Linked DNA regions of Homo sapiens: region 2 is linked to region 1. The links are chromatin loops, found by intact Hi-C in ENCODE. Cell type or tissue: mammary epithelial cell. All regions are shown on one strand. Each heading gives the region's core, and the rest is flanking DNA. Links, peaks and the distances in the headings are about the cores only.

Evidence for each region. Hi-C counts contacts between places; a loop is a spot of excess contacts. Peaks named below come from ENCODE experiments on the same cell type or tissue, not always from the same donor. Only the 100,000 strongest peaks of a DNase experiment are listed, where the experiment ranks them.
Region 2: a loop joins it to region 1, with 3.0 times the contacts of the local background. A loop is called at or near these places in 2 of 110 quality-filtered maps.

The regions. Positions count from the first base shown.
Region 1 is chr7:3,951,052-3,967,105 of GRCh38, forward strand. It overlaps SDK1 (sidekick cell adhesion molecule 1), which reads left to right. Exons shown (of 45, transcript NM_152744.4): 7 at 679-869; 8 at 7,880-7,963; 9 at 11,606-11,800. LOC124901576 (a long non-coding RNA gene) reads left to right here and starts at 884. Exons shown (of 2, transcript XR_007060195.1): 1 at 884-987; 2 at 6,989-7,236. In mammary epithelial cell, for the core only: no CTCF peak of the experiment used is centred there; a DNase peak (open chromatin) is centred at 5,200.
Region 2 is chr7:3,999,969-4,016,022 of GRCh38, forward strand. It overlaps SDK1 (sidekick cell adhesion molecule 1), which reads left to right. Exons shown (of 45, transcript NM_152744.4): 15 at 10,998-11,145; 16 at 12,127-12,267. Among named protein-coding and RNA genes, the nearest start is that of SDK1-AS1, 660 kb to the left of the region's middle. In mammary epithelial cell, for the core only: no CTCF peak of the experiment used is centred there; DNase peaks (open chromatin) are centred at 5,983, 6,293 and 6,973; H3K27ac peaks cover 1,155 bases.

The DNA.
Region 1 (16,054 bases), core at 1,936-9,935:
TGTGAGACTCCTAGTAAATATTCCATGACCTGTGACGAGCCGACGATAGAAGGATACACTGGAGCATGAGGTTCAGCCTTCTAGCGACAGTGGTCTTGTTTGGCCGGGTGGGCCATGAATACGAGATATGGGTAGATAAGGAAATGGACACACTGATGTCTTCCAGAGTCCCCCACTGCAACAGGGCGGTGCTTTCAATGCAGCTCTGGGTGGTAGTGGGGGGCTCCTCTGAGATCCTCTCTAGGGAAGAGAGAGGAGTTGAGGCAGAGGAAAAAGTTCATTGCTCTTCTCCTCTTAGTCAGCCAAGGTGTTCTCTGCCTACTTAGCGGTCGCTCCAGAATCAAGCTCGGATGATCCCGCCTTCCATGTCGTTGTGTCCCCTCACAGTATTTATTTTAAACATTCATTTCCTGAGCAAATGGGATCATTAGCACTTATGGTCCATTGCTGCGGCAATTAGATATCCTTGCTTAATAGCCCTTGAGCAGAATGCATCGTCAATGCGTGCTGGGAGGGAGTAGAGTTACATCTAGATTGAGTTTTCAGTGTCCGTTGTTCAACCCACCATGCACCCTGGTAGCATTAGCTTCGTCAAGCCTGTGCCGAGTGCCTGAGATGATGACCGTTGCCACCTCCCTGAGTCACAATCGTCGTCATGAATGCCTTTCATTCCCACAGGCCTGTGGAGGACCTGAGTGTGACCTGGAAGAGGAATGGAGTGAGAATCACCAGTGGCCTCCACAGCTTTGGAAGACGCCTCACCATCAGCAACCCGACGTCCGCGGACACCGGGCCATACGTCTGCGAGGCGGCGCTGCCGGGGAGCGCTTTTGAACCGGCCAGGGCGACGGCCTTTCTTTTCATCATAGGTAATGCGGGAGCCTCTAAGTGGTGTTGCCAGCATCTCAGATAGCATCCGACACTGACTCTTCTGCAGAAACAAAATAGCGTATTTCAGTGGCTTTATTTGTAACTCGGCAAATGAAGGTGAGGTTGAGTTTACCTTCGAAATCCTTCCTAGCCTTCTTTCCCAAGAATATAAGTCCATTAAATCCAAAGTGTTGATGTTCTCAATCCTTCCAAGAAACGTCCTTCTGAATACTCCAGTCACAAAGCTCGGGAAATAGAGCGGTGAAACCCCTGTCATATAGATCCCTCTCCTATTCTAGCTTTAGGCTGCTAAGCTTTTCTGTAACTCTTATTTGGCTATCGTGATCGGTGTTCAGAAACTATTCTATTATTGCTGTCCAGGCATGGTGGCTTATGCCTGTAATCCCAGCACTTTGGGAGGCCAAGGTGGGCGGATCACTTGAGGCCAGGAGTTCGAGACCAGCCTGGCCAACATGGTGAAATCCCGCCCGTCTCTACTAAAAATACAAACATCAGCTGGGCGCAGTGGCGGGCGCCTATGATCCCAGCCACTCGGGAGGCGGAGGCACGAGAATCACTTGAACCCAGGAGGCAGAGGTTGCAGTGAGCCAAGATCGCATCATTGCAACCCAATCTGGGCCACAGGAGCAAAACTCCAACTCAAAAAAAAAATTATTAATTTAGAAATTATTCTATTAATTATTAATTTAGCTGTTATTTTTTGACCTAGCAGAAAATGTAAAACTATCGGATGTTACCTTTTGTTAAACTTAAAAAAAAAAAGAGAACAGAGATGCTTCCTCAAACTGGGCGACATATTATTCCTGAACCAAGGAGAAAGAACATAAAATTAAGTACACTGGAGTTGCCCAGCTCTAAATGCTGGAAACTATTAGTGTTTAGGGAGTGTGCATTGTACAGTGGCTAAGAAAATACAAAACCTATTATCAGTTTATGAGGAGGTTAAGTTGTGAGGCAAGTGACTTTATTTCTCTCATTTTTCCAGCTACTGTCATGCATTTATTCTTCATAAGTGGCCGTGATGACTATGAGAGCAGCCTGTGTTCCGCAGTGGTAGCCGCTGTTGATAAGAGGTAGCCTTAGAGGCCGCCTCTAGGAAGGAGAATCTCGACTTCCTCTCTCCTCTTTGGGAAAAAGGGGAATTGAGAACAGGAAAATTCAAATAAGAAAACCCTCAGAGAGCCCCTTAAATAAAAAAATTTGCAGTCTGCCACTTTGCAAAATAAGGAAAAAAAAAAAAAAGCTTGTGTTTTCCTATGAAACTAGCAAGAAAAGGAATACTGCACAAAAGGTGGTTTACCTTGATCACGTCCCATTCCTTTAATCATTAGGAAATGACTCCATGTCCTGACCTTGACTCTTCTAAATACAATGCAGTGCAAACCTGTCGGTCCCTCTGAAAGAAGCGAAAGTCTGTTAAAAGCATCCAAGGAAGCCGGCTTTGAGTCACCAATCACTGTTGATTCTACATGAGAGGCCTGAGCTGGTATTGCTACCTTCCCCATCCATGCTTCCGCTACAGATGTAAATATCACATCCCATTCTCTGCAAAGATTTTTTCATCGAGGTTGATCTGTAGTTCTAGGAGCACAGCACATTATAGATTCAGCCAAAATTAAAATTTGCGACGTGTAAATCTCTAGTAGACAGGACTATACCGTGTTCAAACATTTTAAGGTAATTTAAACAAGAGAAGAAATTTATCTCCCTTTAAACGAGAATGTTTGTTTCGATCATCATTCCTTTTTAAAATATTTAAATCTATCTTAAGAGCTTTAGTTTTACATTTATATCTGATTAGTTTTGTGTTCTCTCGAGTTAGCACCTCTCCGTGTTCTGACTTTTAAAGGTACACAAACACACTTCACTTCTTTATGATGTTGAGTTAAATCCCCTTTTATTCATAAGAATTTGCTGTAGCAGGTAGGATTTTTGTGGTTGGCGCACACTGCAAAAACCCTGAAGAGAGTGTCTGTGTCAATTCCGAGGGATTTGGATGAGATTATAATCCCACGCCCTGTGGCCGAGCATTATTGGTTTCACAGGGCTGTCACCATGTACCTGTCAAAAGGGCCACCCGTAGGAGCACACAGGCCAAAGACAGAGAAACAAATGGGCTCCTATTACTTGTATTTTATACTGATGACACAGGACAGGCTAGTTGGGCTGTTTGCCCACCTGCCTGTCTATGTTGCTTAATTTCTGTGGCTTGAATGAGAGCACAGAGGTCGGCTTCCAGGCACCACCCCGCCACTGGCTGCCCAGTCCTGTGGAGCAGCCCCTCTACGCCCTCCACCCTCCCCTCCTGCCTCCCCTCTACACCCTCCTCTCCCGCATCACCTCTACACTCTACAGCCTCCCCTCCTGCCTCCCCTCTACACCCTCCCCTCCCCTCCTGCCTCCCCTCTACACCCTCCCCTCCCCTCCTGCCTCCCCTCTACACCCTCCCCTCCTGCCTCCCCTCTACACCCTCCACCCTCCCCTCCTGCCTCCCCTCTACACCCTCCCCTCCCCTCCTGCCTCCCCTCTACGCCCTCCACCCTCCCCCCTCCCCTCCTGCTTCTCCTCTACACCCTCCTCTCCCCTCCCACCTCCCCTTTACAACCTCCCCTCAACACCCTCCCTTCCCGCCTCCCCTCTATACTCTCCGCCCTCCGTTCCCACCTCCCCTCTACACCTTCCCCTCTGGCCTCCCCTCTACACCCTCCGCTTCCGTCCCACCTCCCTTCTACACCCTCTACACTGCACCATTCATGGGCTTGAATGAGTGTTGGCCTCAGTTTCCACATCCATAAAATGGAGATGGATGTAGATGGTACCAGCTCATATTGTGAAGGTTAAATGCAAAAATGTCTGTCACAGAGGCTCTGAAATAGTGGCTTTAGTTGCTGTTGGCATAACTCTATTATCCTATATGTCCCATTGCACTCGCTATTTACCAATAATCAGTTATGTGACACACATTTTTCATGTTTAGTGTCTCTGGAATCAGGATGTGCCTCACCACCTATGAAACCATTTTTTTTTTCCTTGGGGTAAGACAAGGATGCCCCTTACCTCTGACTGCAGCACCTTAGTGCCTGTGAGATGCATCTTCCCTCCGAGCCACGCCTTCTCCACGGTCTCCTCATCACACACGAAGCCAGCTGCTCCCACATGTGCCCTGCTCCTGCTGAGCACGATGGCTCGGAAACTCGGACGGCGAGTTTTCACTGGGATGGACTCTTTACCTGGTGGGGCATCTGCTGCCAGCCCCTTCAAGTTGTTCATGGAATTCAGTGCTTGTGGCTTGGGGGCTGGCTCCTGGCCAGGGGTCCCCTCAGGTTCCAGAGTCCCCTGCATCCCTGGCTCATCTCCAGAGCCAGCAGCTGCGGCTGAGTTCTTGTCACACATGGAAGCTCTCTGCTGTCCCCTGTGCCTCCAGCTGCAGAAAGTCCTCTCCTTTTAGGGGCTCACATGATTAAATTGGGCCCACCCAGCGAATCCAAGAGAGTCTCCCTATTTTAAGGTGGGATACCTAATCCCACCTGCAGAGTCCCTCTTGCCAAGTGAGACAGCATATTCATAGATTCCAGAGGTGTGGGTGTGGACACCTCCGGGAGCCGTTCTGTCCACCTCGGTGGACTAGCGTGCAGTGCAGGCCAGCCGAGGGCATGCGTGGGACATGCTGCTCCCTGAGAGGGGCGACCTGGAAGGAACAGGGAGGCAGCGCAGGAAACATCTTTGGATCTTGCAGTGATCCCTACACAGAAGAAGCTTTGCAACTCAGAAGCCAAATCCCAGCAGCATTGGGGATGGGAGAGCAGGAAAAATGCATGGTGTTGTTGGGGGGTCCTTCTCCACTGCGGTTGCCTCCATTGGGCCTGAGCCTGCACTTTGTCACACTGGCATTTTGGAGAGTGAGGTCATTTGACAGAGGCCCTTGGTTTGGGGGCAGTCTGGGAGGTCTCCCCACCTCCTCTCCTGAGACTGGGGAGCTAGAAGCTTGCGCTGCCCCTGGAGGCAGCTGCCATGGGCTCTGGGCCATGTGGAAGGCGGAAAATCTGAGCTGGCCTTTTCCTAACACCCTGACTTCACACAGGGCATGAGAACCTTTCCCTGATGTCTTCATATTGTTTCAAAAGAGGGAGAAGTGTTTGTTTCCATCCCCTGTTTTGTTGGCTGCAGTCAGGATCAATTTTCAGAAGTCCAGGGTGGACCCATGTTGGCAGAGTACCCTTTCTAGACACAGTTGCCACTGACAGGCTAAGACATGCCCTCGCCCTCTTGCCCTCTGAAGAGTAAGTGGTTGAGAGTCTATGCACAGGATGACTCATTTACAATGGGTTTTCCCCAGTGTTTAACTCACGGGCTTTTCACGGTCCATAGGCTTGGCATTTCCTCCGGTTCTTTGCCTTAGAGCAGACTGTGTGTAAAACCGTAGCTGGAAATGGGGAGAAACTCCATCTGAGCAGCCGCTGGGTTAGAATACTAGGAAGGGTTGGCAGGGAGAGAACTCGTACCCTCACACGGTGGGGAAGTACTAAGGGAAGCTCAGAGGCCACGCAGGGCATGGGCAGCTCTGCACCTGCTCCCCAGGCACAGCGACCTGGAAGGCTTTCCAGAACAAGCTAAGAGCATCCACAATGAACAGCCAGATGTTTTCCACCCATGCCTAGCACTGAGCTACTAAAACTGCCCAGGACATTGGCCCCTGCAGGCGGTGGCAGGCTGCCCCCCAGACCTTGCCCATGCCACAGTACTATGGAGAGTGTGGAGTGGGATGAGTTTTCTCACCAGGTGGCATGCTGTGTGCCAAACACAGATGGTCCCTGGCTAGGGTGGAGAGAGGTCACCACTTGGAGAGGAGCAGCATCGTCTGGGCCTGGAGGTCCCCAGAGCCATGCACTTGCTCAGCCAAGCCAGCTTCGGGTCACTGTGTGGAGTGCCCGTCTCCCTGACCCCAGCGAGGTCCCTTCCTGGCACTCGAGGGAAGCCTCGGGGGACTGTACCAGGCGACAACGGTAATCAGTACCTCAGGGAAGGCACCCTGGGCCCGTAGGTGCCGACCATTGTTATCTATGGATTTTGTATCATCAAAGCACAGGTCATCTTGGGTGAATCTCAAGGGAACCATGAAGAGTGAAAAAAATAGTTGCAAAAGTTACACTCGATGACCTCCTTTCTGTAACGTTCTTGAAATGACAAACCTACAGAAACAGAGAACGGATTAGTGGTTGTGAGGGGTGGGGGTTTGGGGTGCTCCTGGTCATGGAAGGCAACACCCTTGTGCTGATGGACACGTGGACCTACACACGTAATAATGTTGCATGGGACGTGCATGTGCCGTCTTTTCACGCACACTTGAGCGCAGGAAACACTGGCAAGAGCTGGATAAATTAGGTTGATTGTATCAGTAGCAGTATCCTGATCATGATGTTATGCTATCGTTTTTTGCAAGATGTTACCATTGCGGGAAGCCGAGTGAAGGGTCCATGAGCTCTTTCAGTGTTACAGTGTTACTTCTCACAACTGCACGGACTCGACAGTTTTCTAAAAAGAAAACGCTCAACTAAGAAGAGGAAAACTATAATTAATCATAAGCAAATGTTGTTGTCGAATGTATGTTTTTTTCCTTTTTCCTTCCATGCTTTTAATCAGATCATGACGGTAGATATTGACTTAGCTTCCCTGATGAATACAGGTCAGGACCTGCACACAAGGGCCCTGACAGCAGGCAGCTACTGTATGTATAGTTGGAATATAAATAATACTGCCTTCATGATTATTGATTGAGGAAACGTGATCAAATGGGGGATGTATGAGTTGTGCAATGAAGATGAGCTTGAAAAAGGTAGACATTAAATGCTGGCAATATTTCTTCAGGCTTGGTCTGTACACATGAAAACTTAAGTAGAGGAATCTGCTTCCTTCTAATGAATTTGCAGCCATCTCCTCAGCCGGAGTGGTTGATTCAGGCAGATTCTTTCTGCTTGAGTGGTCCAGGTAATCGCAGAAGTGAAACATCACTTTGCCTCCTTCCAGAAACCTTCAGCCGCTTCCCCCTTAATCGTTTCTTTGAAATGCTTAGTTTTCATTTCTCTTTTTCATCTTTTAGGTCCCACCTTGTTTTAAAGATACAGTCAATATAGGAGGCATGCCAAGCTATCTTATCCACATTCAACACAATTATAATGAAAGTAAACCAGCTCTGGAAGACAGTTCCCAGAAATTAATTATCGCACAGAAAGTGAACACAACAGCCTTTTGTTATCATGATAATGAAATCACCACCACCTTAATACTTGACAAACTTGGCCATGCCTCTGTTGAATTTCTGCTGAATAAACTGGAAAAATGTTGCAATTGGCTCTCCAAGGAAATTCATTGTTTAATACAACCACTGTTTTTTTTTCTGCGGAACGGGCGAGTGGAGTATCGAGAGATTGCAAGTGCCTAGGAGTTTCCTTTGCTACTAAAGATAGATGAGTGCTCCCTTATATGTTTTCTCTTAGTTATTATTTGGTATTCCATTGAAGTATTAAATCTCTATTTTGGAGAAGAACTGCTAAGAATTTTAAAAATATGTTAATAGGCTGTTGCCCAATACAGGCTGCACACCTTCCTCGGGCACTTGACAAGCTTCACGAGCTCGTGTTTAGTTTAGATACTGAAGCAAACTAGCCCATAAAATACGGTGCTGTAAATATAAACCTTTACGAACCTCTTGGGGTAGTCCTTCTAAAATGTAAATTAAGATATTCCATGATTCAAGCCCATAAACTGAAAAGTAGCCATCACCCTGAGTAGTAAGTTGCTTTCTGAAACCCCAGACTGTAAATTGCCTTTGGCCTGTGCTCACTGAGTTCTGAGTTTGTATGCACGATGCTAACTAATGATGAAATTTTCAAGAATGGTTTTTAAGAGGAGCCCACACTATCTTAGGTTATATGGTCTCTGACATATCCTTCTTTGGCTTAGGGGCTTTTTTTTATTTTCTTGTTTGAAGAGCCACCATATTTTACTGCTGAGCCCGAGAGTCGGATTTCAGCTGAAGTAGAAGAAACTGTGGACATCGGATGTCAAGCCATGGGTGAGTGCAGAGTGGCTGCTGGACAAGGAGCCATGACTGGGAGGAAGGGAAACAACCTTTTTCCATAGCAGAATTGCCATCATTCTAGGGAGACATTGAGTGTGATGGCGAAGAGCAGACTTCAGAGAGTAGATCGGTCTTGGGGCAGTGACTGTGGGTAAGGCATTTGACTTTGCCAAGCTTTTGCTTCCTCCCCTGCGAAACAGAGATGATACTATTTACCCAGCAGAGCAAAAAGGAAGCCCACATCTACCCCAGACAGAGAGGGGACTCCATCATATCCTGTGGACTCCCCTTCCAAGGCCCTGACTTCACAAGTGTGTGACCCCCCGAGATTCGGGGCAGAAAATTCTTTCTCATCCATGGGGTGACTAGGACTGGTGAGCACAGCCACTCTAGAAAGGGAGATGGGTGTACATGTATTTGTAGTAGGTACGTGAGGTACAAGGCAATTTTGTTCCACTGATGTATTGCACAGTGGTGAAGCCAAAGCTGGGAGTGCGTCCGTCACTGGAGTGATGTACCCTGTACCCGTTAAGTAATTTCTCATCGCCCACCCCACACCCTTGTGAGTCCCCATTGTCTGTCCTTCCACACTCTGCATCCATGTGCACATGTGACTTAGCACCCACTTATTAGTGAGAACAGGCAGTCTTTGTCTTTCTGTGTCTGAGTTCTCTCACATAACTCAGTGGCCTCCGGTGCCATCCAGGTTGCTGCAAAAGACACCCTTTTATTCTTTTTTGTGGCCGAATAGTATTTGAATAGGAAATGTTACCTTTTTTTTTTTGCCTTTTCAGCTCTGGGTCCCCTTTTCCTTTGCCATTCAGGTCATCCCAGCCCTCATCCCCATGCTTCAATTACAAGCTGCCCACTGTCACCGTCTCATGTCGGGCAGCACAGGTGATTACACAAAACCTTCTAGCAGAGACAGGCTTGTCAAGGCAGTTTCGTTAAGAAAAGCTGTGTTTGTATTCTGGCAACTATCAGGAAACGAAAAGGATCTTTTCTCTTTTGTTTATACCCATCCGTCCTAAGGATAGTATTTTCTCCTACTCCCTAAGAGCTCGGAGGGTAAGAATGACTACCAGTTTTGCAAATCTTCAAAACAGCTCCTAAAAGAGAGATGATTTTCACTGTACCACAGGAAAACCAAGCCCTGGAAAGCATGGTTAAGTACAGTGCCAAAGGCACTGGGCCACTCAATGAAATGGGATCCTTCTCTGGTGAAGTCATTGCCCAGTGTGTGGCCTGTGGAAGTTACTCATTAAATACTGGGTACCTAACTTACCTAGGTCCACATGGTAATGGAGGCAGGACCCAAACGCAAATCTGTCAGCCACCAAAGCAGCCACCTGGCTCTTGCCAGAACACTAGCTTCCCCCAGGACCTGAAGCCCTGGACTTAGAACAAATGCCATTTGTCCATACCTGCAACTGTGTGGATGCCATTTCTTATTCCTGAAAATGGTGTGTCACCCTTCCAGTGCTGTGCCACCCTTCCGGTGCAGCGGCGTGTCACCCTTCCAGTCCTGGTGGTAGAGGGAAAGATCAGCCTCTGCCCACAGACCCCCTCCCGACCCACCGTGCTTTGTAACCACTGCTCCTGGCCCGGGACTTGGTTCAGTAGGAGTTCTGGTCCTCAGCTCCTGACCAGCTCACAGCGGCTGCTGTCCACGGCTCTGTTCTGTTTCTGTTCTTCTCTGTTCCAGCTCTACTGATTCGGCATAGGGGAGGGGGAAAAAGTGTGAGAGAAGAGTAAGACGAATTTTACGTGGAATTATCTTTCTTACAGTGGTTGCATTGTTCTTTCTTGTGTAGGTGCCAGCTTCTTAAGGCCAACAACTCTGTGAATGTGAAGCTATAAAATATTTAGCGAGCTTATATTTCAGAAATAAGAGTATACAATACTGCGGGGGATAAGATTTCTGTTATGACATTAAATTGCCCCAAAATAGAAATACTCCCAGTTCCCTATGTACTAACAATTATTTTTCAACAAATGACAATCTTAAACTCCCTTTGACAAGAGAAAGCTCTGTTTTTTTGCACGACTTCTGCAGGGTAAACTGCTTGTTAAGTGTAGACTTACAAATATAGAGACAACAGATCTTCCGACATTGCACTGCTGTCATATAATTTACTGCTTTCTTTTCATTTTGACAGTGAAACTATAGCAGCATGCGAAGTGGTTATTCCTTATGAAAGTGACATCATGTAACTGCTATTATGAGATATTACATGAATTGGTTATGCTTTTACCTTGAAATGGATTTTTTAATATTTCCTGACTTAATGAAAAGTGACAGGAAACATAATTAAGGCAAAGAAGAGAATCTAGGAAGACATTATCTTGAGTTATTCCATGGCATTAACTTTATTTATTAAAGTCGACATCTCACACCTACCCACACGCCATCTTAAATCAAGGGATTTTGGTGTGCTTTGCACTGAAGCATGTCAAGATATGTTTTTTATTTAAATCCACTTTCTCTTTAGGGAAACTGAGGTACAGAACCATCTGAGATCTAGAGCTAAGTGTAGATATGCCTCATGGAGCGAGGCAGCTTTTCCTGTATCCACAATGGAATACCTCTTGTGCCTCCTCCTCGACCCTTAACAAGGTTACTTAACCTAACAAATTGCTCCTCTGAGACAGTAGAACTCCATGAAGGCCCATGATATCCAACCCCTTTGATAGGGGGTGTTAAAAGATGGCACTCATTTTCATTGTTAGCTGTTGGGATGAATAGTGATACTGCCATTGAGCACTCACCAGGTGCCGGGCATGAGTTTTATAAATACATATGTAAATGTACACACATGCACATATATGCACCACCTCACACAGACACACATAGAAACACATGTACACATATATGCAGGTGCACATATACATACACAGATGTACACACACATATACACACACGCACATGTATACGCATACACACATAAACACATGCACATATATGCACAAACACACACACATACACACATGTAAACACGTAGACACATGCACATATATACACACATGTACACGTGCACACACTCGCATGAACACATGCACATACATATACACACACATGCACAGACACACAAACACATCCAATCTTCAACCTTCTGAAGTCACAATTATCACTAACCTGCATGTGAGGAAACAGACAAAGAAAGGGACAGGTAATGTATTCTGCCCAAGGTGACACTGTCCGCGAGGCATGGACCTGGGATGTGGCCTGTGTCCTGTCCTCTGCCCCTATGACCCTGTGCCCAAGCCCTCCCGCGGTGGCTGAGTAGGGCACTGCAGAGCAGAGAGGGCTTCATCTCCATCTGAACCTTAACCTGACTCTCAGCTGGAATCTCCTTTCCAAACAAGAGCATGAGCCTGTGTGGGTTCGGAGTGGAGCCTGGAAGGCACCGCAGCCAGGGCGGCCACAGTTCATGCCAGCTGTTCCTCTCAACACCCCTCCGTGTCGATGGCTTCATCTACAACGAGAAAAATAGCTCCTTATAGGGTGGTTGAAAGCACGAATACACAAGAAAATGCCTATTAAAATATTGGCATTCTAGCCTTTGAAACAGATGTGCTTCAGTTCTCACGTCAGGAATTATTTTTAAAATCCTATTTATTCCCATTCCTACGCAGGGGTCCCCCTTCCCACCCTCCAGTGGTACAAGGATGCCATCTCCATCAGCAGGCTCCAGAATCCTCGATACAAAGTGCTCGCCAGCGGAGGCCTGCGCATCCAGAAGCTGCGTCCAGAGGACTCCGGAATCTTCCAGTGCTTCGCCAGCAATGAAGGAGGGGAGATCCAGACCCACACCTACCTGGATGTAACCAGTGAGTACACCCAGGCCCACAGCTACCTGACCTGGACGTATCCAGTGAGTACACTCAGCCCCATGGCTACCTGGATGTAACCAGTGGGTACACCCAGGCTCACAGCTACCTGACCTGGACGTATCCAGTGAGTACACTCAGCTCCATGGCTACCTGGATGTAACCACTGGGTACACCCAGGCTCACAGCTACCTGACCTGGACGTATCCAGTGAGTACACTCAGCCCCATGGCTACCTGGATGTAACCAGTGGGTACACCCAGGCTCACAGCTACCTGATCTGGACGTATCCAGTGAGTACATTCAGCCCCATGGCTACCTGGATGTAATCAGTGGGTACACCCAGGCTCACAGCTACCTGACCTGGACGTATCCAGTGAGTACATTCAGCCCCATGGCTACCTGGATGTAACCAGTGGGTACACCCAGGCTCACAGCTACCTGACCTGGACGTATCCAGTGAGTACATTCAGCCCCATGGCTATCTGGATGTAACCAGTGGGTACACCCAGGCTCACAGCTACCTGACCTGGACGTATCCAGTGAGTACACTCAGCCCCATGGCTACCTGGATGTAACCACTGGGTACACCCAGGCTTACAGCTACCTGACCTGGACGTATCCAGTGAGTACACTCAGCCCCATGGCTACCTGGATGTAACCAGTGGGTACACCCAGGCTCACAGCTACCTGATCTGGACGTATCCAGTGAGTACATTCAGCCCCATGGCTACCTGGATGTAATCAGTGGGTACACCCAGGCTCACAGCTACCTGACCTGGACGTATCCAGTGAGTACATTCAGCCCCATGGCTACCTGGATGTAACCAGTGGGTACACCCAGGCTCACAGCTACCTGACCTGGACGTATCCAGTGAGTACATTCAGCCCCATGGCTATCTGGATGTAACCAGTGGGTACACCCAGGCTCACAGCTACCTGACCTGGACGTATCCAGTGAGCACACCCAGGCCGACGGCTACCCAGATGTATCCAGTGGGTACACCTAAGCTCACGGCTACCCGGACATATCCAGTGGGTACACCCAGGCTCACAGCTACCTGACCTGGACGTATCCAGTGAGCACACCCAGGCCGACGGCTACCCAGATGTATCCAGTGGGTACACCCACGCCCACGGCTACCCGGATGTATCCAGTGGGTACACCTTGGCCCACAGCTACCTGGATGTATCCAGTGGGTACACCTATCAGCAAAGCCAGACCTGCTAGACTGGGCCTTCAAGGTAGAACTTCCCAAAATTTGCTCCATGTACTACACACAGAAAATGGTAGTATCTGTTCAGCCCCCTGAGGTAAACAGAAGGGGTAATGTGGCCAGAAGTGGGCAGACCAGGAGAGCCAGCTCTCAAGCACACCTGAAGCCTTTGTGGGTCCTGTGGGGAAACTGCTGAGGCCCACAAGCAGCACAGACGGCTGTCACTCCCCGGCCCTAGTACCCTCCTCTTCTCAGGGTAGCGTTGCCTCTTCCCGCACTAAGCCCTCCTCTTTCTTGAGGAGAAGTAGAAAAAACTCCCTTATTTTCTGGGCAGAATTGGAAAGACTATTGAGTGAATAGATCACTCCTAATCTTTTTCTTTTGATCTTTTTTTCCTATTTTTTACATTCATTCTCTATTTTACTTTTATTGAACAATTGTAGTTCTTTTGTGAGTTTCTTTTATTATCCCATTAACAGAAATACCTTGGCTCTCTGTCTTTGAAAAATAAACTCAAGGTAAAGGTTTTCATTGTTTCTGTGGGTTTTCTTTTTAATCTTCCATGGTTGTATAATACTGTTCTTCTAAAATGAAGTAGAATCTAGTGATTATGGAATTATACCTTTTGTGTTTGCCCTTTCGGGAGCAAAATGCTGATATCCTCAGGGGTGAGAGCTGTTGGAGAGAGCAAATCAGTGTCACTGTGTGCACAGCCAAGGGCTCTTCCCACCCACAGCCTGCAAGGAGACTGACCAGGTGTGTAGCAAGCTGTGCATGTGTTTCGGTGAACTAGGGGTCCCTTCCTTGAATCTTGCCCTCGGGTCAAATTTGTCTTTCATTTTGGAGCTTAGGAAACCAATATTGCTTCAAGCAGTAGAAATAATATGGAATGCTCAAGTCAGAACATGAGTCTTGATTGATTAGAATTATTTGAAGCCTATCTTGCAATCGTGAGCTGGGACGTTCTTGAGCAGGGATTGACAAGCTTTTTCTGCGAAGGGCCTAATGGTAGATATTTTTGGCTTTGAAGGATGTGGCCTACTCAGCATTGCTGTAGTAACCTAAGAGCAGCCACAGTTCTCAGCACATGCGAGTGGCTGTGTTCCAATAAAACTTTATTTACAAACACAGGGTGCAGGCTGAATTTGGCCCCCAGGTTGTAGTTTGCCAATCTCCATTCCAGTGAGAGACTTAGGAATGAGAATAAAAAAGAACCCAGAGAACATCTCTGGGTTTCTCTCAGCCTCAGTTTTCTCATCCATTAAAATGGAGCTAACCAAACCCAGATTATAGGATTCTCATGAGGGTCAGATTGGAAATGTAAGTGAAAGTGCCACCTGCACTGTTACCACGGCAGTGAGTGAGTGAACAAACAAATCAATGATTGTGATTATGTTATCTGTTTTGTAGTAGGAGGTTTTTTGCAAAATGAGTTTTTTAATTAAAATACCCTTAATGAAAGGAAAATGTGCTTTAAAAAATCGATATTGATTTGCTCATTTAGCAAGCGGCTGCTGAGCATCTGTGTCGGGCACTCTGGATGAGGCTCTGGGGACACGGCTGTGAGGAAGACAGGTGAGGTTCCTGTGCTTCCAGGACAGAGGGTCTGCAGGGAGGAGAAAGGCAGTGAAGGACGAGATGACTCCAGCCAGCCAGGGGTGCTGCAGAAAAGGGGAGCAGGTGCGGTGGCATATTGAGCCGGGGCCTCCCCCAGACAGTGTGGCTGCCGGGTGGGGCTTCTCTAGGAGAGATTTAGAAGGAGCAGGAGTGTGAACTCTTGGGGACATGCGCATTGCATGGGCTGGAGGGGACATCAGGTGCCTTGGAGGAGCAAGCTCGGCATGTGTGCAGGTGAAGGGAGGCGGATAGGTTGGGGCTCAGTGACAAGCAGGGTGGCCATGACGGGCTGGAGGGTGGAGGGATAGGCAGGGGCAGAGGCCGAGAACAGGAGGAGCCTCGGGAGCTGCGAGCAAGCAGAGAAGGGACATGAAAGCCTTTGTAGCTTTCAAAGGGCAGCCCAAGGCTGGCTGCCTCAGGGACCCTGACACAGGCACAGAAGTGTTGAGACCTGTTAGGGGGCCTGCGGCATCTGGCAAGACCTGGACTCGGGTGGTTGCCTGCGAGGTGGAGAGACAAGGTCAGCTTCAGGAAGGGCCTTGGCAGTGAAGTTTCTGGGACTTGCCATGGTCCATGGGATTCTCAGCAGGTGCAGGCAGAGGCGGCGGCTGTGCCCTGGGTCCCGTGAGGTCTACTCACTTCTTTCCTTGAGGGGTATCAGCCCAGGGACCCTCACAGAAGACTTGAGAGACACAGATCACTGTTGTACGGGGGGTTCCGGTTAATCGTTATTGGGTAGCACAGAGTTAGGCGAGCCCTCGCTGAAGCCATCAGGAGCTCCTCCTGTCTTTCCTCGGTCTGACTCAGGGCTGCTCGGGGCCGTGACCATCCCCCATGAACAAGAAGAAACCCAGCACTTGGGGATCATGACACCTCCCAGAAATGTATCTTTATGGAGGTCTTTGAAACCTGGTTATTTTAACTCTCAGAACAGATCCTAGAAAGCATCCTAGAAAGTGTCATCTTGTGGATGACATTTTGTATTCAATAATTAGCTTTTTTTTTTGTTTTTGTTTTTGAGATAAGGTCTCACTCTGTCACCCAGGCTGTAGTACAGTGGCACGATCATCACTCACTGCAGCCTCAGCCTCCTGGGCTCAAGCGATCCTCCTGCCTCCACCTCCCAAGTACGTGGGACTATAGGCCTGCACCACCATGCCTGGCTAATTTTTCATTTTTGGTAGAGACAGGGATCTCACTGTGTTGCCCAGGCTGGTCTCAAACTCCTGAACTCAAGCAGTCCTCTTGCCTCAGCCTCCTGAAGTGCTGGGAATATAGGCATGGGCTACCTTTCATTTAAAGAACAAAAGCAGTCTTTTGGCTGATCTAAATAAATGCCTCTCCTCTCTTTAATATTCATCAAAAACTGTTCTTCCTGGGCCCCTGCACGTTTCCACTTGTGTATCTATTACATCGTGAC
Region 2 (16,054 bases), core at 3,190-11,189, 50 kb after region 1:
GGCAAGGTGGTGTGAAAGCAAGTTTTTAGCAAGATTAACCTGGCAGTGGCCTACAGGGAGCTGTCTGTGAGGCTCAGAGAGTGAAGGAAAGCAGGAGGCTGAGGGCCTGGAGCAGGAAGGTGGTCATTCCCGAATTGCTGATGGGGTTTCCCTGGGAAGGAGGGGGCCCAAGATGGCCTAGAGCCCCAGGCCTGGACGTGGAAGTAGGAGGCCTGCTGAGGAAACCGGTCTGGGAAGAGCATCTGTGAGCTTGACTAGAGCATGCTGAGGCTGAGATGATGTTCTGGGGTTCAGGTTGCAATATCCTCCAGGCAGCTTGTCCTTCCTCCAGCATGGAACGTTCTGGTGCCCCCAGCGGCCTGATGCTTTTTTGTGCCTCTCCGCCTCTGCTTTCTGAAGCACGGCTTGGTTTTGTCAGCTGCTGGGCCAAGACTAGCTTTTGGAGCACGTTCTCTGAGTCCCAGTGCCTCTCCTGAGCCCCTCCCCAGCATCTTTGCAGGAGAGGTTCTTCCTCCACAAAGAGAATCTCTGAGCTGCACGGCTGGGTTGGTTCTTCCCCTGCCACAGGTGCCTTTTCATGTAGGGAACCCGTCAGCCGTCTCCACGCCGCTCTCCATGAAAGCTGCTCCTGGCTGTCACCGCACAATCTGTTCAACATCTCCATCCCCTGTTGCTATTATGGACTTAAAAGCTGATGGGCGTTGTGCTGTTTTGCTTGCCAAAATGGCGAAGAGACTTTGTTCTTCATGCTTCAAATATTTTAATACTGTCTTTGAAACACACCTCACACAGGCGTTTTCTAATGGCCTCGGACTTTTCGGGGAGCATTTCATATTTTAGCTCGTCTTTCTTTGGGCTTTTGCTTTTTAAGCCTCCCATGCATAGCATTTGTCCGCATTTTAATAAATGCACATCTAGGGAGACAGTACCTGTCAGAGGTGTTTATGAAGGGGGGACCATGGCTGTGTTGGGGGCCCAGAGGGGGCTGAGGTCTGCTTCTGCGTTCACTTCCTGTTAGCTTCCTGCCCTCACCAAGACGAGATGGGGGTCAGAGAGCCCAGGGTGGCTCCCACATCCTTGGTTGGTCCTCACCTTCTGGAATCCTCTGGCCCAGGCTGTCCCACAGGATGGTGTAACTTCCTGCGTGGGAGTGCCTGTGGTGACCGCACGGTGCGGAATACAGCGTGGCTCCCATAGCTTGAGCTCCAGGAGGTCAGGCCAGCTTCCATCTGGAGAGGGGCCCCTGCTCCACCCACTGCCTGCCAGCTATCTCCAGCCTGTTGCAGGGGTTTGCCACCATTAGGATTGGTCTCCCACCCAAGATCGAGTTCCCCAAGCTTCTGGATATATCCAGTCACCATTTCCAACCTCCTGCCCCTTCTCTGGAGGGAATGGCTTCTCCAGCACATAGGCCCACATCTCCCGGTGAGCATGTGTCTCCCCTTGGGTCCAGGTCAAAGTCTGGCCTCGGTGGGCCACCTTTGGTGTCTTGACCTGAGGCTCTGGAGGCCACAGTGCCCTGGATGTAAGCAGTCTACGGCCTCAAAGCCTGTTGTGGGATCATTTGGGCTGCATCCATTAGCTGGGGGTTTCATGTATTTCTAAATGTCTCAGCTCTTTAGTTCTTAACTTTTTAAGACAAAAACTTGGTGCATTTTAATCCTGAGCTTGTAGACCTTTATGGTTTCTCTAAAGACATATACAACAGAGAAAGTCTTCCCAAAGGGAAGGATATCAAAATGTATTTATACTGTCCACTCTGTGGTGTTTTGTTTTAGGTAGAAAGTATCCATCTACTTCGTACTCTTTCTTCCCCCTGTTCTATGAAGTCTTTGTCTGGCCTAAGCCTCTTTCTTTCTCAGGCGTCCTCAGTGGTTTATCCCTGTCACTCCTGTGGCCTCTGTCTTCTCTTCCAGGGTTGCCACCACGAACAGGTCTCTCTCACAATGTTCTTTTCAAATTGTGTTTGTCTTAGATGTGTTTCATGCCTGAATAGAGTCACATTCATCTGGGGGCCCTCGCAGTCCCCTGCAGGAGTACAGTCTGTTCTACAAATGTATTTACCAGCTTAAGCTTGGAATTCTACAGTGCCACTAAAAATTATGTTCCTTTTGTCACTGTCAGAGTTTTTAACTAGAATCCTGCAGAAAACACTTTATATAACCTTTGCATAACGAGTTATTATCTATGCTTCTCTCTTAGTGCCCAGATGAGCTCTGACTAGACCAAGAGAAGCTTTTTCGTAGCCCTGGCTGTGCCCGTCTCTGAGTCTGGGCTCCAGCCGGAGGGGTGAGTGGCTCAGAGCAGGAGTGGGTTCCGAAGCCTCACCCCAAGCAGTTTAACTGCATGGAGGCTGAAATTCTTTGTTGTCTGGGCTTTCAAAACTGTGTTATTTCTGTTCATGTGACGACAGTAATTTAAGGGCGCTTTAATATAGAGGAGGAAATGTCATTCCTTCCACCAAACTAATCTCAGTAACTCACTGAGCTGAACACTAAGATACAGGTCGGAGTCTCCAAAAACGTGAAAGTAATTACCCAAAGCATTGAACAACAATGAGAATGGTTTAAAAAACAAGAACTGCAGTATGGACCTATGCCTGTTTCATTTCAGTTCCTTCCCATACTCTTTATTTTCCAAAAATTTTAAGTGAACTTCTATCATTTTTTATGGTATAAATAATGTACATACACAAACATATATATACACAAATACATATACACACAAAATATACATAAAATTTACCATTTTTTACCCCTTTAAGGTGGAAAAAAATCTGGTTGGGAGATGGATATCTGGTTCTCAGGGGTGGATCCAGGTTTTGTTGTGTAATTTCGGAGCTCTTGTTAAGAAAAATAATACAAAATTGAAAGAGCCTCTGCTGGGACCCGGGGAGGGCCCGATGTGATGGGAGCCAAGAGCTCCAGGTCGCTCTGTTCATCTTTCTTCTGGGGTTGGCATGAGCTTCCTTCCCAGAGGGCACTGGGCAGTGCTGTTTGCAGCTCATGGAGCCCTAGCCCTTTGCTACTGCTCCACCCCATGGGCATCAGGCCCCCCAACACTGAGGAGTTCAGCATGAGCCATGTCTGGGACAGCTCATTCTCCAGGCTCTAGCCTCAAGGAGGAATCCCAGTGGCTTTAACCCCAGCTCTCTGACAGCCCTCACTCTTGTGTGCCTGGGCACACGCATGTGGACACATACACACAGATCTGCTCTTCTCATGCAAAACACATGACCTTCCACTGCAGGTTCCACGCAGGGCCTCCTAACCTGCCCCTCCCCTGCCTGCTCCAGACCAACCACTCATGGTAGGTCTTTCTTTTTTCTTACTAAACTTGGTGTTTTAGAGCAGTTTGGAGCTTACAGAACTGTTTCAAAGATGGACCCGCCACCCAGCTTCCCCTGTGACACTAGTATGGTGCCTTTGTCCATTCATTGAGCCCACAGTGACACCTTATTGTTCACTGCAGTCACTGCCCCCTTCCGAGCTCCGCAGTCTCTCCCTGATGACGTCTTTCCCGCTCTGTTGCAGGATCCCGTCCAGGATCTGTTTTGTAGAACGTCACTCAATCGGGATTTGTCTGATGTTCTTCTCTTAGCTAGACCAGGATTATGGGGCTTTGGGAAGAAGACCAGGGAGGTAAAGCGCCATTCTCATCACATCACATCACATCAAGGGTGAACCCTGTCAACGTGACTCATCACTGCTGATGCTTGCTAGACCTTCCAGACACGGGGAATTTAACCTGATCTGTGCCTAGGGCTAGACTCTCAGCAGCACCTGTCTTGAGTGTGCAGTGCCACCCTAAGGAATGCAGCCTGCTTATACTCAGTGTCTAGAGAGACAGTCTGTTGTGGTGGAGGGGAGCCTCTGATTAGCGTGAAGCCTCCCCACTTAGCTCCATGTTGGGGGCCCTCGCGGGCATTGCTCCAAGACAAGCTCATCTTCTCCTTCATCTCTGTGACCAAGCCCTTAACTTTGCAGCTTTAAATCCTAGGCAACAATGAGATGTGGAGTTTGCACAAGGAGCATTAATGGAGAGTGGAGAGACCCTGAGCCTTCACTCCATCCATTTCTCATGTGGAAATGAAGATCATTTTATCCCCCTCAAGGTTACTGTGAAAGTTGAACGTGGACACATACAGCCATCAGCAGTAGCTCCAAGAGTGGGTGCTTTTGTTCCACAAACACTTATTGAGCTCCTACTGTGTGTCAGGCACTCTTCTAGTTGCTGAGGACCAAACAGGGAATAAAATAGATCCCAAGGGAGCTCAGCCAGTGGATAACTCTTTTCATGGATCACCATGATTATTGTGAGCTAATACTTATATTTCAGGAGATTCAACATGCAGACTGTTGTAGCAAAAACAGTAGTAGAATTCAAATTAGAAAAATAATAAATTTGCACCTAATTTTTCCACTTAACTGTAACCTGGGGGAACTATCCTTATTTTAATGAAAGCATGCTCATTCTCATTCATATAAAAATGCAAAGTAAAGCATCAACCAAATTACATTTTTCACCCACCAATAGACAATTACAACAGTTATAAAATGCTCCATGCTGGCAATGCTATGACAAAAATAGACACTTTCTAAGAACTTTTTATTATTAGAAGTACTAAATACACACAAAAATATAGCTCCAACAACCAGTAACATTTTAACCATATTTATTTCATCTGTTCCTCACTTTCCTTTTGCTAGAGTGTTTTAAAGGAAATTCCAGAAATTATGTCAATTCATCCCTAAGTGATCAGTAAGCAGTTCAAAAAGTTGATTACACCTAACAAAATTAATAGTAGTCATTAATATCACCTGCTATTCAGTCTATATTTAATTTTCCCTAAGTGTCTAAAAAGAAAGGTCTTTTTACACTTGCATCAGGATCCAAACATGGTCCATCCATCGTACTGGTTGTTTTGTGTCTCACTGTGTCTTCATCCACAAAACCCCCTTCTACCTCCCCGCTTCCTGCTTGGGCAGAGTCCATGACAGTTGTCCTATAGAAGGCCCCAAGTCCTAGATTAGGATTCTGGTAATTCTGGTGTTTAATTGGTTCCTGCACCTTTTTTTTTTTTTTTTTTTTTTTTTGAGACGGAGTCTTGCTGTGTCACCAGGCTGTAGTGCAGTGGCTTCATCTTGGCTCACTGCAACCTCCATCTCCTGGGTTCAAGCGATTCTCCTGCCTCAGCCTCCCAAGTAGCTGGGAATACAGGTGCATGACACCACGCCTGGCTAATTTTTTGTATTTTTAGTAGAGACAGGGTTTTACCATGTTGGCCAGGATGGTCTTGATCTCTTGACGTCGTGATCCACCTGCCTCGGCCTCCCAAAGTGCTGGGATTACTGCACCTTCTTTATTGCCTGGAGACTGGATTTGAGCTGCCTTCCGTTTCCGGGTAGTTTCTTTTCTTATGTGAGTGTGTGTGTGTGTGTGTGTGTGTGTGTGTGTGTGTGTGTGTGTTAATACTTCTTGGGTATTGCAGGTACTTCCTGCTGCATCACCCAAGGAGGCACATGACACCAGCTGCCCCGCTTCTGGTGATGTTGAGATGGAGCCACTCTAGGTAGCCGCCACCTGTGAAATTCAGCAGAAGTTATTTAAACTTCCCTGAGTCTTGGTTTCCTGGAGTGAAAAAGAGGCGCAGTAAGACCTCCTCCCCAAGCGGGTTTCTGTGGCTACAGACCCGAAAGCACTTCCAGGCGGCAAACTGCCACAGAAATATTATGTATTAATAATATGATGATGCTTTTGGCAATTAAGGAAAATCTCCCTGCTGGGCTTGGTGGTTCACTCCTGTAATCTCAACACTTTGGGAGGCCAAGGCAGACAGATTGCTTGAGTCCAGGTGTTCAAGACAAGCCTGAGCCACGTGGCGAAATCCCGTCTCTACAAAAAATACAAAAATTAGCCGGGCACGGTGGCACACACCTGTGGTCCCAGCCTGGGGGATGGAATGTATTGTGGGAGGTAGGGGTGGAAAAGAACATGACTAAGGCAGGAGGATCGCTTGAACCCAGGAGCGGAGGTTGCAGTGAGCCGAGATTGCGCCACTGCACTCCAGCCTGGATGACAAAGCGGGACCCTGTCTCAAAAAAGAAAAGAAAAAAATACCTTCTTTCAAAAAACATGTTCCTCCTTCAGACACCTTTAATTGAGAAACTGATAATGCTCTTTTTTATTGGAAAAAGCTTCCAGTACATTTTCAAAGATTGGAAACCACCAGCTTTTTCAACCAACAGCTAAAGCGGGGTTGTGATTCATTCCTCGTGATTCTCGGCCTTACCACTAAGAAAACGAAAGTGTAGTGATGCCCTCTGTAGAACGGAGCCTGGCTGGGGAAGTGTAAAATCCCTCAGTCTTCTAGATCTGAGAGTCCCTGAAGGGGAGGAAAAAAGGTATTAAACGTTTATGGGATGGTTTCCTTTATCAAAAGATTCTTCTACCTCCCAGCCTCCAAGACAAGCATCCTGTGGCCCTCTTCTGTGAGGACCGGCTGGGGGCGGACCCTTTTAAAGGGATGTTGCTTATTGATTGTCAGGAACAGACTTGCTATTTAAATTTTAACAGTTCTCAGCAAGCTTGCAATTCCAGAGCTTGAGAATGAGCAAATCCTTCCCAAAACAATTTTTTTTTGTATGAATCAGGGTGCCCAGAGATGGATCAGTTCATTTGTATTAGTTTTCACTTTAATCTCTCTTCCAGCCAGACCTTTTATTTTCTAGTGAAAGAGGAAAAAGAATAAAGAAAGAATTCCTATAGCTGCAGCAGGACTGGGCAGGCCCCGAGATGCAGAGGTAATTAATAGGCCCTGTTGTCAAATCAAACCAGGCAGCAGACTCTGAACCCTGAGGCTGGGGTTCTGGACTTTCAGGAGCTGTTTACACTCGGAGTGAACAAACAGCCAGGATCAGGCAGGGCCAGGCTGGCGGGATGGGGCCGAGGGCGGGAAAGCGGCGTCTCCAGGCTTGCTCTGCCTCTCCCGCAGTCTGATTAATCGCCTCAGTCACCTGGTTTCAACAGTTGTCCTCTTGACTGTCTCTTTCTGAAACGATGTTTGTTCACTGTGCCTGACGGAGCAGGTGAATGGCTGACTGCTAGACACTGTGATGTCTGAAGGAAGAAAGGGATGGACGAAGAGCTTTACTGAGTCCAGTATCAGTCAAGCTTCCTGAGGGAAAAGATGGCGTTCCTGAATGAGAGCAATCAAGGAGGAAGTTTTAGAAGGGGAATGTTTGCAGAGGTGCGGGTGGAGGGGAACCACTGTTACCGGGGGCTGGTAGCCTCAGAGCGGGTTTCACTCTAAGGTTCAAGAGCCCGAGGCAGTTGCAGAACCCCAGAAGGAGAGATTATGTAGGGTGGCTGCTTGGAAAAGAGGGGGACCCAGGTAGCCCCAGGCAGCCTCCCAGTGAGGAAGAAAGAGCCTTACATTTGCTCCCCTCATCTACAGGAAGCCTCGGGGCAGGAGTCCCGAGGACAGAGCTGGATAGGGAGGGCGGAGCTTGGATCTAGGGAGAGCAAGCTGTCCAGCACCCTGGGCCAAGCTTACAGCTAGATGCTTTCAATGTATGTGATTTCATACTCGGGGAGTCTTGGGGGTTATATATTATCACCCCATCTTTTCATTATTTCCTTTAATTTGTTTTTTGAGACAGAGTCTTGCTCTGTCGCCCAGGCTGGAGTCCAGTGGCGCGGTCTCGACTCCCTACAACCTCCGCCTCCCGGGTTTCAGCAATTCTCTGTCTCAGCCTCCTGAGTAGCTGCGATTACAGGCACCTGCCACCACGCCCGGCTAATTTTTTTGTATTTTTAGTAGAGGCGGGGTTTCACCGTCTTGGCCAGGCTGGTCTTGAACTCCTGACCTCGTGATCCACCTGCCTCAGCCTCCAAAAGTGCAGGGATTACAGGCATTGTTTTAATCTTTAATGGTAGTGAAACACACATAAAAAATCCATCATGTTCACCATTTGTAAGTGCACGGCTCAGTGGCATTAAACACATTCACACTGTTCTGCCACCGTCACCACCATCCTTCTCTAGAGCTCTTTTCATGTTGCAAAACTTCTGCACCACTAAACAGTCGCTCCCCGTTGCCCTTTCCCCTGCTCCTCCTACTTTCTGTCTCTGTGAATTTGTTCTAGATGTCTCATGCAAGTGGAATCATACAGTATTTGTCTTTTTGTGACTTATTTCATGTAGTATACTGTCCTCAAGGTTCATCCATGTTCCGCCATGTGTCCTAATTTCCTTCCTTTAAGAAGCTGAATAGTAGACATTGTATGGACAGATCGTATTTGTTTACCCATTCATCCATCGGTGGGCAGTTGGGTTTGTTAGGAATAACGCTCAAAATCCTAAGGAAAGTGAACACACGAACAAAAGATTCTTAGCAAAGCAATTTTACTTCTGCGCAGAGGGGTGCCTCCTTGGCCAGTCGCCATGACAGCACACCTGAACAAAGGGGCACGAGAGCCTTTATTCCTGACGCAAGTCCTGCCCCTGTACCCTTTCCCCATTGGCCGGGGTCGGGTCATACAATCTAAACTAATCCCGGTTGGCTGAACCTTTGATTTTTTTTAGATAAGGTGGGCACGTAAAAGAAAGCGAAGAGGAAAGGGGAAGGGGTGTTCTGTAATGAACTAGAAAGTTAGTCCTCTTTCCAAATAAAGGAAGGAATGTGAGCTGCTACTGATAATGCCTGGTACTGTGGCATGCCTGGGCATCTAACAAAGGCAAAAAGGAAAAAAAGGGAAAGGGCAGCAGGGGGAAGGGTACTATAAATTAAAGAATAAAAGATTGATTGGGTTCTTTGAAGAGAAACCTCATCATATCCCTCAGGTTGCTTCTACCTTTTGGCTACTGTGAATAAAGCTGCTTTGAACCCAGGTATGCACATATCTCTTCGAACCCCTCCTTTCTGTTCCTTTGAGTGTATACTGAGAAGCAGAATTGCTGGATTCTATGGTAATTCTGTCTTAATTTTTTGAAGAGCCACCATACTGTTGTCTGTAGCGGCTATACCATTTTATATTCAGAACAACCGCGAAATGGGGCGGAATTTCTTCACATCCTTCCCAACACCTGTTATTTTCTGTTTGTGTGTATGTGTTTTCTTTTCATAATAGCCACCCTAGTGGGTATTAGATGCAATATCATTGTGGTTCTGTTTTGTCCACTGTTTTCACGGAAGTTCAAACAAAACTGAACACCCTTAAGTGGGAGAGCTCGTAGTCAGCTGTGGTCTCCATGCTTCTTTCTTCTACATACCAGTTCTCTTCAGAATGAGAACGGTATTTCCATGGAAGCTGGACTTGGCACGAAGGGGCCCTGCCTTCTACCAACCGAGTCTGGTTGCCCTGATACTGGGAATGGCCTTTCGTCTTCTGCATTGACAAATGGCTGTTTTCTGTAAGGGAGACTGCTTAGCAAACCAGATCACCATGAGCTGCATGATACAAGTGGAAGGGTTTTAGGCTCCCAGAGTAAAAAGGGAAGTTGCTGTGAGTTCTTCTGTAGGTAACTGGGAATGCGCACATTTTGTTTTTAAAGGAGACACACAGAGAGGGGGATCCTCATCAGCTGCCCATTATCCATGTCACTGGAAATCAAAAGCCAAGAACGCTGAAATGCCCAGCTGGTGGCGAAGACTGCGTTCCCAGAAAGCCATTTTTGGAAGCAGCTTGATTTGAAATAATTAAAAAGATCCCATCTTCATCGCCAACTGGCTTCATGCTTCAGAGCAGCTTAACTTTGTGTTAAGGAATCCAGTGAGCAGATTCTGAATTAGTGATAGACACCTCTGTGTGAGGCAACAGAAGTTTCCTTTGAGAGTCTCATTTTCATTTTGGAGCAATTTATGGCCACTGCTTGGTGATTGGTAAGGAGCTGGAGTGCATTTCCAATGAGCTCGCAGGCGCAGACTTACGAATCCCCGCGGTTGGGGCTGCAGGTTTTTGGAGAAGCGGCTGGGATTTTATGTGTGGATGCTGACACGCAGCTGGTACTGTCTGCAGGCTCTGCCTAGCCCAACACTATGGTGGAAAGCATGTGCCACCTCTTTCTGACCATCTCTAATGTGGGTGAAAGGGACCTTAGCGCCACTTCAGGTCAGCGAGACAGCTCGATTTCCAGAAGAATTTCCCCCACCCAGGTTTTACTTCGCTAGTAACTTGAAAATTCAGTTCAGGCATCATCACAATTCAGAATGGGAACCGACAGCGGATGCTGGAAGTCACTGCCAAGACTTTGTTCATTCCAGGGCATCAGTCTACAAAATGACTGGGCTGAAAAGCCTGTTTAAACTCTGCAAAAAATCCACGCAAGGGTGTAGGATCTCCAGCAGAACCTTCGGAAGCCTTGCCGGCAAGAGTGCATTTGGCTGGCAGAGTCCCTCTTGCACACCTGCTGGAAAGCTGGGTGGGAAGATATTCTAAGCTCGCTGTGAATTTCATTACGCCTCTCTCCAGCCAAAGCCACTCAAGGGTGTGGTGGTGTAATGGGCCTGCCACGCAGATGGGCTGCGAAATACACAGCCCATCTGTCTTTATCATGCTCATTTCCTCTTTTATTAAAATGTTAATGAATATAGTTTTTATTTATCATTCAGTGACATGTGCAGCATCCTTTTCTGGGAGACAAATCTGCAATCTGCCTAACCATGTGAGCCGACGGAGAACTTTCTCCCCTTACATACTGAACACAGGAATTAGGGACGTTTTGGTTCCTTTTAAACCGCCGTATGCAGGTTGCACAAAAAAATCCTTTTGCTCATTGATGGCGGCACCGGGGAAGTTGCCTTTCTGGCTTGTAAGTTACTAGCCACATGGCCAGAGCCTCAGTTTCCACACCTGCTAAATGGGATAAGCTTTCCTTCTCCTAGAGCTGTCCTGCTAAGCAAATGAGATGTTCCCTGAGAAAGCCTTTGCATTCACCTCTTATTATTCAGACATGATAAGCCTGTGGGCTTGAATTCGTTTTCTTCATTCTTTCAGACTCTCCATGGAAGGTGCATCTGTCAAACGTTGGCCCTGAGATGACAGGCGTCACCGTGAGTGGCCTGACTCCGGCTCGTACCTATCAATTCCGGGTGTGCGCGGTGAATGAAGTGGGCAGGGGCCAGTACAGCGCCGAGACAAGCAGGTGCGTGAATCCCGCCCCAGGTGGGGGTGTGGAACAGCCGGGGGCCTGAATGCCAAAGAGAAGCATCACATTATGTGGTGGAATTGATCACAGCAACCCGCTGGCTTCCCTCAGGGAGACGGGACAAACCGTGAGCAGAAAAGCCTGTCGCAAAGAGGGAAAGACAGGCCCACGCAGACTTAGCTGGGCCTTCCTTCATTGCTTTGAGGCAGGTTCCTTGGATTTTTCCTGTGGCGATCTGGCTGTGCCTACATAAATCGCTCCTGACAGCACAGCCCTCTGTGTACAGGAAATTCAGAGCTCACATGTTTTCCGTGTTCTTTGTCCACCCCACTGCCGGGTGGACGCTGATGCCACAGTCTTAGCAAGTCAACACCTAGCATGCTGTTAAGGGAAGCTGTCTCTGCAGAGGCGTCGCATTCCTGAGCGGTCTTCACGCTCTCCCATCCCTGCGAGGGCCACCTCTGAAAAATCTCATTCGGAGGTGACATGGGAAAATGGCTTCATCACATTTCAGCACACCTTCCCCAACCAACCTGAGCTTTCAGTGGGCTTGACTTGTAGAACAGCTGAGCTGTAAATGCCTTTCTTTTTTTTTCTTCAAAATGTGGGAGTTTGATATGAGAAATATTGAAAGAGCCGGAGAAAACAGTTTGGGAGGAGTCTGAGACGGCAGGCCGACGAGCGGACGCATTCAGGCTTGCAGTCTTTCTAAAGGGCTGAGGTGCTGGGGTTATTCACACAGAACAAAGTCACCTCCACCTTTCCTCGTTGCTTGGTTAACTGATTTTCTATTATGTTGATTTGTGGTAACTGTTTCTCACGTCCTTTCAGTTTCATTGGCTGTGTGTTTTGCTTTTCCTGAAACCCGATTTTTGTGAATAGTCAGGCTCAAGATTCAGCAAGATAGATGAAATGCAAATGGGCCCCCGCTGTTTCTGGTACTCATCTCTCTTGTTCCTACCCGTCTTTTATTTATAGGTTGATGCTACCTGAAGAACCACCCAGTGCTCCCCCGAAAAATATAGTGGCCAGTGGGCGGACTAATCAGTCCATTATGGTCCAGTGGCAGCCACCCCCAGAAACAGAGCACAACGGGGTGTTGCGTGGATACATCCTCAGGCAAGTGCCCTGTGATTGGCCATCTTTAGGCCGCCATTAGAGTTGAGCGTCGATTTCACAGAGGGTTGCAAACTCTAATGTCTGTAAGAGCCAAACAGGAACCAAAGGAGTCAGGCCAGGTGTGAGATGTTAGGGAGTGGTGGAGACTGTGGCAAACTGGAGTGCACAGGCCAACGTGGGCAGCCGTGCAGAGACATTCTGTGCATATCTGACCATAAATGACACACACAAAACTGGTGTCAGGGTAGCATTTTGGCAGGAGAATGGAGGGGGTATTAGGGGTTGGAAGCAAGGTATATTGTTCAATGTGAAGCTTTTTTTTTTTTTTTTTTTTTTTTTTTTTTTTTTTTTTTTTTTGATGGAGTTTCTCTCTTGTTGCCCAGGCTGGAGTGCAGTGGCACAATCTTGGCTCAATGCAACTTCCGCTGCCTGGGTTCAAGCAATTCTCCTGCCTCAGCCTCCCGAGTAGCTGGGATTACAGGCATGTGCCACCACACCTGGCTAATTTTTGCATTTTTGGTAGAGACAGGGTTTCACCATGGTGACCAAGCTGGTCTCAAACTCCTGACCTCAGGTGACCTGTCCTCCTCAGCCTCCCAATCCTCAGCTGGGATTACAGGCGTGAGGCACTGCACCTGGCCTCATTGTAGGTCTTTTGATTCCATTTAAGTTTTCAACCAAGGGCATGTGTTGTTCAATACAGTAATTTTAAATTAAGAATAATTAATTTCATGTAATTATTAGCCAGTTGTCACCATGCTGGTATGTTGCTTGCTATTTCCAGAAATCCAAAGATCTAGCTTTGTACCTGAAACCTCCCAACTTTTAGATGTTGGAAATGAAATCAATATATTTGGAAACAAAGGGCAGGGCTAACACACACTTCTGCAGGCCAGATGTGGCTGAAGGGTAGCCAGTGTGCTGTCTTTGCTTTATAAAGGACAGTTAGGCTTCTAGAATTATTGGGAACACTGTATCTGAACTTGTCTGTGTTTGAGAGAAGAAACCTCCTTTGCCAAAACTGCTAATTTTAAAATTGCACTGAACGCGATCATTGCAGTAGCCTGTTGACACAAGTAAAAGCAAAAGTAAAGCAGAATTGCATAATAATTATTAAATCTCTTCTAATAGATTGCACCACTGTGGACATATTTGTTCATTTTACCAGTGATATTGGGACAAGAACAGTGGGTATCCGCTTATTCCCTTCCTGGGCTCGTTCCAAGTGTGTGATCAGTAAACAGTGGCTAACAAAGGTCTTCAGCAGACAGATGTAATTTCTTAGATAAATGTGAGAAATTGGGAAATGTTGCATCTTCAGCTTCATTATCCTTGTGTATGAAGGGCAACGCCTTCCCTGTATATATGTGTATAGCCATCCATTCATCATTTAATATGTGTTTTTCTATGTGCCTGGACTATTTGCCTGTCAAAACCAATTTGCCGCTGTTTACAAGTTTTTCCTCCAGCGTCGGGATTCTCTTCTAAATGTAAGCCAGACCGTGACCCACCTGAAGTGGTTTAAATGGGCCATCCCCAGGGGTACACAAATAGCTCCAATCAATAGCAAGGCCCCTTTTGTCTCGAGGCTCCAACTGTCCTTCCTCATTTCAAAGAAGGGGGAAGAGGAGCTTGCAGTTCTGTCCCCTCGGGGTGGGGGCCGCAGGCTCTGGTTCCTGTTGATCCCCTGGGACAGTTCCTAATTGCCTGACCACCTCCGCTCCAGAAAACAGCCCCGTGTCCCCGCCGCCTGCGGCCGAGGGCTCCTGTGGCACTGCTGCTCTTGCCCCTGCCTTAGCCATTACCTCTCATTCTGCACCCATCCACTAATGAGAATAATTGGCTGCCCTCTGTACCCAGCAGCACAGGCCTGTCATCCCTCTGCCTCTGCCTTTCTTCAGCATGTGCAGGAAGAGTTTCCTTAGGCTGAAGCCGTCAAGTAAGGACTTTAAAAGTCATCCCACAGAACCAGGCCCGGGGCACAGAGTTTAATAATAAAACCTCTCTGATGTTACGAGGCCACTTCGGGGACTGCACATTTCTCTGTTTTGTGGGATTACTACTGTTAAAAGGATTTTCTGTGATGGGGTCAGTAGAGTTGGGTGCTGGAGATGAGGGCATCTTCTGTATTTGCAGGAGCTTAAATCCAGAAAGCTCCAAGATGAGGGTGCAGTACCCTAGGCCTGTGAATATCAAAGTTTTCAGAAATGAAAGAGCCATGCCAAAGTGAATTTGCTTAAAAACATTTCCGCATAATCCTCTGGTCTGCACATCAGCTCTCTGTTTGCGAGTGTGTATCCTCCAGGGCACAGTCTCTGTGTCAGATCCGAGGCACAATGCAAGGAAAGCAAAGAGAAATAAATCACTTCCGTGGCTCCAGCCATAAGAAGTAGTTAGGACGCGTGTGCAGTAATAAAATATTTATAATAATAGGGAGGGTGTTTCTTTGAGAGGAGCATAGGGGTTATGTCCTTTATAAACGTTCTCCTGTTTATTTTTGTATAAAAAATCATCTTGTTCTGGCTGAGATGGTCTCCTGGGCAACATATCCTACCAGCAAGAGGAGGCTGCCCTGCACTTCCGTTATTGACTGTGACCTTCTTAGACATCCTGTGACTATCACAAAAGCACCCGGAGCCACTGGTCAGAATGGGCCAACGTGACTGTTCCGGAGGGGAGCGCAGGCTCTTTGGAAGATGTAAATTCTGCAGTTTGTTATTCACAGTGCTGTTAAGAGTGGCCCCAGAGAAGTTGGGTGGCTCATGCAGGTGTAGTTCCTTATAACTCATAGTTATCTCTACCATACTTCTCGGTAGAAGAGCAGTGTTTAAAAATGTATATATATTTAGGGAGTGCTTTACACCTTCACATCTCTTTTACATTCAGTGTCTCCTTTGACTCTTGCAACAAGAATGGAAATGCTACTGTCGTACCCACCTTAAAGAGGTGGAAACCAAGGCTCAGAGAAGTTTGGAATTTTCCCAACACCACCCAGCTTCTGAGTGGCCGTTGAGCAAAGTCTTCCGATGCTGGTTCCTCAGCTCTTCCCTGGAATGTGCATTGTGTAGCGTTGGGTCCACATGAGGAATCCTTCTTAAACGGCATCCTCATTCTGTCATAGTGATTACAGATGGTGCTTGGTGCCAGCATGCCCAGGCTACTCAGGTGCATGGTGTGGGCACAGAGCCAGTTTCTACCTTTTCCCAAATGGCTGTCTCAGTCCCATTTATTTTAAGCGTTCATCTTTTGTAGATGGTGAATGTAAGTGGAAATACCTGTCACACAGGTGAATCCATGCCAAGCCTTTCTCCCAGTGGCCCACCGCCTTGAGGACCATCATGCTACGTCGGTGATCTGAACACCACCTGAGAATTGCACGTGTACTTGCTTGGTGCAGGTCGTTCAGTAAAGGAGTCAGTGATGGACACACTAGGAAGCCAAAACATGGTTTGATAACTTGACTTTCATTTTTGCCCATCACGGAATAACGCTGTCCCTTCCCTGAGTCTCCCACCAGGCAAGCCCAGAGGCCACTTGCTCCTTTCAGGCAAGAGACAGAAGGAGGCCCGGTACCTTCTTGCTACTCAAGGGCCATCTGCTTATCATCATTTGTTTTCTATCAAACAGGCCCCACCAAGTGTACATGGTCGGCGGCAAGAGGGAACGGGAGAATGCTCTCGGAAACTCCTGATTTTTGTGAAGAACCTTGTGTGACCATTTCTCGATTTCCTCACTTCATTTTCAAGCCCTCCTTCTCTTGGGAAAGTTGTTTTACATTTTAGGGCCT